Regions from separate parts of the Homo sapiens genome. Here region 1 is linked to region 2. A link is a loop called in an ENCODE intact Hi-C map of the cell type or tissue named here. Cell type or tissue: heart right ventricle. All regions are shown on one strand. Each heading gives the region's core, and the rest is flanking DNA. Links, peaks and the distances in the headings are about the cores only. Region 1 holds the start of LOC105373628 (a long non-coding RNA gene). Region 2 has its middle 22 kb from the start of MIR3679.

The links. Peaks named below come from ENCODE experiments on the same cell type or tissue, not always from the same donor. Only the 100,000 strongest peaks of a DNase experiment are listed, where the experiment ranks them.
Region 1: a loop joins it to region 2, with 2.0 times the contacts of the local background. A loop is called at or near these places in 3 of 110 quality-filtered maps.

What each region holds. Positions count from the first base shown.
Region 1 is chr2:134,027,578-134,031,352 of GRCh38, reverse strand. It overlaps LOC105373628 (a long non-coding RNA gene), which reads left to right and starts at 67. Exons shown (of 5, transcript XR_001739715.2): 1 at 67-495; 2 at 1,791-1,834; 3 at 2,559-2,918. In heart right ventricle, for the core only: no CTCF peak of the experiment used is centred there; a DNase peak (open chromatin) is centred at 2,640; H3K4me3 peaks cover 1,058 bases; H3K27me3 peaks cover 1,408 bases.
Region 2 is chr2:134,103,931-134,106,430 of GRCh38, reverse strand. No RefSeq gene overlaps it. Among named protein-coding and RNA genes, the nearest start is that of MIR3679, 22 kb to the left of the region's middle. In heart right ventricle, for the core only: no CTCF peak of the experiment used is centred there; no DNase peak of the experiment used is centred there.

The DNA of each region.
Region 1 (3,775 bases), core at 1,108-3,607, 76 kb after region 2:
TGATAACATCTTACATAACCATCATCACCGGTTATTATTCCATGATTAACTCTCCTCTCTACCCTCAGTGGAGGCCCAGAGCAATCAGCCTTCACATCTGAAAGAGCCTAATAGCAAGCTGCAGCATTTTTGCAATGTGAGAGTGAGGAGCTGAGATGAAAACCCAAGCTTCCTAGTTCCTAATCCAGAGCTTGTAGTGTCTTTGTGATACAGCCTTGCAGAGAGGTTAAAAAAAAATCCCCAAATGAAAACTGATGGCTTATCTATTTAAAGTAGAGGCAGCAAATAACTCATGAATTCATGCCTTTGCTTATTACGTCCCTTGCAGTGGAGATGGATGGATGAGTCGATCTATCTCTGCCTACATGTCTCTCTGCACTATGCAAGGAAGATGAGATAGGTTGGGGAAAGCAGTGAGGTATGATGGATAGAGGACATGGCCGAGACTCAGAGAACTGAAGATATAGCCCTAGTTCTGCCGACAGAGTGAACTTGGTAAGTCATTCTCTGAGCTGTTATTTCTCTGTTTGTAAAATGGCAATGGAGGAAGACTAGGCTGGGGAAGGAAAAGTTGGAGGCTCAAAATTGTATGAGTCTATGGAAATGGGTGTGTCAGGCTGGGCTTCCTAGGAAGCTAACTCTGAGAAGTAGGGTAATATGCAGGCTACTTGTTAAGGCGAAGCTTTCATGGGAGGAAGGGGCTGAAGCAGGATTGGGCAGGGAGAGAAGTTGAGGCCCAATGACAGCCTTGGCAACTGCGTGAGGAGTTGTGGAGCTAGAACACCCTTTGGCATAGTAACAAGTAGAGGTGAAAGGTCCAAGCCTTGACACCCACATCCATCTGGTCAGGCAGCCCTCTGCAGCAGAGGCCATTTTTCCCGATGACATTCTCAACTGCTGGTCAACAAGGTCTTCATTAAAGGGTTATCTGGAAGGCCCACCACCATGTCCACCATAAGGCAAAAACATGACATGGCTTTTAATCAATAGAATAATAGAAATAATAAACATTAACATTCACAGGGATATTAGAGATCATGTAGCTCAACCTCCTCATTGAACGGGGGAGGAAAAAGGAAGATTCAGTGACTTGCCCAAGGTCATACAGCAAGGTCATGGCCAACCGAGTCCTGGCCCTTGTCTCCATTCTTTCCAGAATAGGACAGCTCACATGCTATATACCTGCTAAACATCCTCCTCTCTATGTAGAGAGGGCCAGGCAGGCCACAAGCAGTCCTGAGGGTGCTACAAGCTGGCCTTGGCCACAGCCATGGGGGTCTGAAGCCCATGCTGGTTGTTTCTAACAACTCTTTTACCCCCAGTGCCTTCAGTCTTTCAAATAAAGTGGCATTCATCCTTCTGGCTGTCTGTGAGCCTGTCCAGGGAGTATTTTCAAAGCAATCTTTTCTCCTTGGAGCCTGGTTAAAAAGGGGAAAAAGTTAAAAACGCATTAGGATTAGGCTCAGTGGTGATGGTGTCTCAGAGCCTTAGGCCGAATGGGAAATTCATCAATTCATCATTCAAAGCTGGACTGACAGAACACAGAGCCAAGCCGGAGAGGACTGGAAACTGGCATTTCCCCCTGGATTTGCACAATTCCTCTGCAAGGATCGTGGGGGCCTGGGTTGGAGAGCCCTACATGGCTGGATAATGAACTTCCGTTGTCCTGCTGAGAGCTGGCCTCTGTGTCTGGCAGCACTTGGGGAGTGTGCATGTGTGAGGAATTGGGGGAAAGCATGCCAGAAATGGTTACATTTTATAAGAAATGTCTTATCTTTTTCCATTCACAGAGGAAAAGAAAACATCAGCACCAGAGCCAAACCTATTTCTCCGGGTAATCCATCTCTGTACTGCTGCTCCCTGCAAATCTCTCTCGCGTTAGGTTCCCTGGCTTCAGACTAATGCACACACTGTATTCCTCAGAAATTTAGTAAGAGACCTACGTGTCTTTTGTAATTTGTATTATCTGTGTCTTATCTCCACATAATGTGCTAATATGGAAATTAATTTCATGCTCATCAGATAGCAAAGTAAATTATCAAGGTATGGGTTTCTTTTAGTATTGTTGAAAGTTCTCCCCACCCCACTGTCTGGCAGCTGAATACTTAATATTATCCAAACAGGGAAAATTAACTTGCTGCAAATACATCCGAGCTAATTTAGAGCTGAAGCGATTCCTTCGCTTCTCAAGCCCACGTGGGACTTGACCCTACTTGCTCAGTCTCTTCTCATCACTCTGTCTGGGTACCCCCTGCATCCTCTCTAACTCAACTGCCCTCCAGAAGGTCAGTTAAATGCATTACACGTTCTCAAGCCACTGTCCTTTGTATAGACCTGTCCCTTTGCCTAGATCATCCTTCCTTGCCTTCTTTCCCTGAGCAACATCTGCTTCATCTTTCAAGAATGCTAAAATGTCACTTCTCTGAAAGCTTGGAGTTGGGGCTCTCTTTGTGTGTGTTCATGTGTTATCTGAGGCTGGGGATGGCACAATCCCACAGGTGGGGGTGTCAGATATCCCCCAGGGAGCTGAGATTTGATTCGTTGCTCCCTCCCCACAGGGAGAGGATTCCTGCAGGGGAGGTCTGCTCATGTTCTGGGGGCTGCCCTCCATCATGGCTACCTACCTTCGGAATGTTTGCTTTCACTGGGCCCTCCTGGATGGATTGGCAACTCTTCCCAAGTCAGACCCTGGTATGCCCTTGTTGGTTTCTAGCAGTTAGCAGGCTGGGCAAGGAGGCGACTGGGAAGAGTCCTCCTCAATGAACGCATGCGTGTAAGAGGGAAGGAATGAACTACGAACAGGAAGTAAATTTCTTTCCAAGAGAAAAAAGCTGGAAAAATAATTGTTCCTCTTGTTTAGAAGATGACAGCTTTTTTTTTTCTTCATTAAGCGCCCTTCTCTTCAAAAGACAAAAAAGGTAAGATTCTCTGGGTCAGAAGCCAGACAGACTTTTTCACAGCTCTGAAAAAGTGAGAACAGCGAATTCACTTCCCTTCTCCCAAAAGGCATGTGCCACCGGGTGCTCCTGCTCCCTGCAAGATCCCTTCCTGTAGAGTTAGGAGGTAGAGGTGTGGCTCCGATGTGTTCCCCAGGCGTCCCTGTGAGGTCGGCGCCCTCCCCTGTCCATTCCCCTTAGAGCCTTGGGTCGCTTCCCACCCCGCGTCCCCTGGGACACCACTGGACGCCTGGCCCTGCCCGTGAGCGCCGCTCCACTCCGCCTGGATGTGGGCACGCGGGAAGGCCACTGCCCAGCCGCCACTCCCGGCTTCCCTGAAGGGCAGGGCAGGGGCGGGAACGGAAGGGAGCTGCATGGAAGGAAGCCGTTTGGGAACTGTGGTTGGTCTGACTGGGTGTTGGGTTTGTGGCTACCCAGAGAAAGGCACGGAGTTAGCCCTTCGCAGTGGGTGACGCCCTGCTCCTCGCCCGGTCCCCCTCAGCTCAGCCTCCTGTGAAAGAGAATCTGGGGCTACAACGCACTTCCCTCCCCAACTCCGGGGAACGCCGTCTCCCTGCAGCGTAGTAGGAAAGGCGCCCCTGCAGGGGTGCAGCTGCAGCCCCAGGGAGAAGCCCCTTCAACCCCCCACGCTAGGAGAGGCCCACCGCCCTGGCCCAGAGGTCGGCCTGGCCTCAGTTTCCCTCCCTCTGTCCTCCGCCCCCAGCTCCCTCTCCCCAGAACTAGGCAGGGCAGGACAGCCCTTGGGGGTCTTGGCTCTTTACTTGGGTCCCTTTAGAGCTCTTCCTATCAGTGAGAGATTTATTCACAAAGACGATTCT
Region 2 (2,500 bases), core at 1-2,500:
CTTACACTGGGTCATGGTCAGAAGCTCTGAAAGCCGTGGCTCTTGTAGTGATTGAGTAAACTTCAACTCCCTACAGTACTAACGATCTATTTGTGTAAAACCTTTCTGCCCCTGGAAGCAAGGCTTGACATAATAGCAAAGCAAATGGTGACACTACCCAAATTAATTTGGAAACAGAGGCATTTTTCTGTGGATGTTTCTGCCATGAGTGTTCAGGTTTCTGTGTTCTCTTTGTCCTCTATCCAGCTGAAGGGGTGGGGTGGGGGTAATATTTCATTCTAATGTTTTAAGCTATGACTTCAAACTTATGGGAAAAGAATAGATATTCAATAATGGAAAAACAATGGGTATTTTGCTTGCACGACATCAAAGGATGGTAGCAGTCCCTGCTGCCCTGTTCTCAGGCCATGACAAATGCCCCCACAGTGCCATTCTTGAGTGAGGTGGGGGACAGAAATTGGCTTTGAACCATGCTGGGGACCTGTGTCTGCAGCCAGCAGACACTTGCACAGCAATATGAGAGACCTCATGCTCTAAAAAAACTCCCCAGCTCAGCTGGGCTGGGAACTAGTAGCAAATCAAGTTGGCATTCCTAATGAAGGTTAGAACAATCCCTGAGACAAACAAGAATCTTAAAATCTACTCCTGTGTGTGCAAACTTATGAGGAAGCTGAGATGCTGTTCTTTTAATTTCTCATGTTTTGATGAAATGTATCATATACATATATATTTTATTTTACTTTAAGTTCTGGGATACATGTGAACAATGTGCAGGTTTGTTACACAGATATACATGTGCCATGGTGGTTTGCTGCATCTATCAACCCATCATCTAGGTTTTAAGCCACACATGCATTAGGTATTTGTCCTAATGCTTTCCCTCCCCTTTCCCCACTCCTCCCAACAGGCCCCAGTGTGTGATGTTCCCCGCCCTGTATCCATGCATTCTCATTGTTAACCCTCATTTATGAGTGAAAACATGCTGTGTTTGTTTTTCTGTTCCTGTGTTAGTTTGCTGAGAATGATGGCTTCCAGCTTCATCCATGTCCCTGCAAAGGACATGAAGTCATTCTTTTTTATGGCTGCATAGTATTCCATGGTGTATATGTGCCACATTTTCTTAATCCAGTCTATCATTGATGGGCATTTGGTTGGTTCCAAGTCTTTGCTATTGTAAATAGTGCTGCAATAAACATACGTGTGCTGAAACACATCATATATTTTAACAAACAAACTCAACCTTTGCCATGGCTTTGTAACTTCCTCTGCATTTCAAGTCTCAGACATATTTAGACCATTGGTGCTTCTCCCCATCCATCTTACTTTAGTTCCCTGCTTTCATTGTAGAGCAGAGGTTTAAGCAGGAGCACTAAGTAGATACTGATGTAAAAGGAACTTTCCTAGAGCTGTATAGTGTTAGCCATTGCCATAGATCTTAGTCAGTCTCATTTCCTGCCCTCCCCCACACACAATACGTGTAGCATTAGCAAGACCTTAACCACACCCTAACCTCCAGAACCTCATTATTTTATTTGATCAGTTAACTTTAGTCACTCTTGCCTGAATAGCTATGCAGATATGGTATCAAGTGGAACCTTTACCTACCTCCACAACTTCCAACCAGATTGATGTTACTCAGTCACTCCTATAAGGGAATATTGGAGGCCCACTGGTGTCAGAGCTCCCAGGCAGCAACACTTAGCCAAGAAAGCACAAAAAGGTAACAATGACTGAAGTTCTAGTAGTAGTCATGGCTAATTCTACATACCAGGTATAATTCTGCTCATTTTAACTACAGTGTCACAACACTCCTCTGAAATAGATGCTATTAACATCATTTTACAATGGAAGAAAACTCTGGTTAAGTAACTTGTTCAAGATTACAGAGCCATGGTGGCAAAGTCTAGATCCAAACCCAGAGAGCTTGGCCCTGCTGCTCAGTCTCCTAGCAAAATGGCATTGCACTCCTAACTCTAAGCCCTTTCCACCTCCCTGCAGACTGGGTTCTAATTTGTGTGAGAGGCCCAGATGTCCCTCCCCATCCTGTCCTTGACTACCTCTCCAGCCACCCCTTTCCTTGAAGCCACCTCAATGTACACTGTCTGGAACTCTTGGTGCCCTGAAGTTGCAACACTGTTTGTAGATGCTTTTGTACAACTTCTTCCTTTCCACATGACCCCCTCAAGGGAATAGGAATGTCACTGACTCTGTCTGAAGGAATATTTTAAAAGATAATCATTTGTAAACTTTAGTGTTTGACTTCTATGGTAAAAAAAATTTTTAAGACCGGGCATGGTGGCTCACACCTATAATTCTAGCACTTTGGGAGGCTGAGGCGGGCACATCGCCTGAGCTCAGGAGTTCAAGACCACCCTGGGCAACATGGCAAAACCCTGTCTCTATGAAAATACAAAAAATTAGCCAGGCGTGGTGGCAGGAGCCTGTAGTCCCAGCTACTCGGGAGGCTGAGGCAGGAGAATCGCTTGAACCCAGGAGGCAG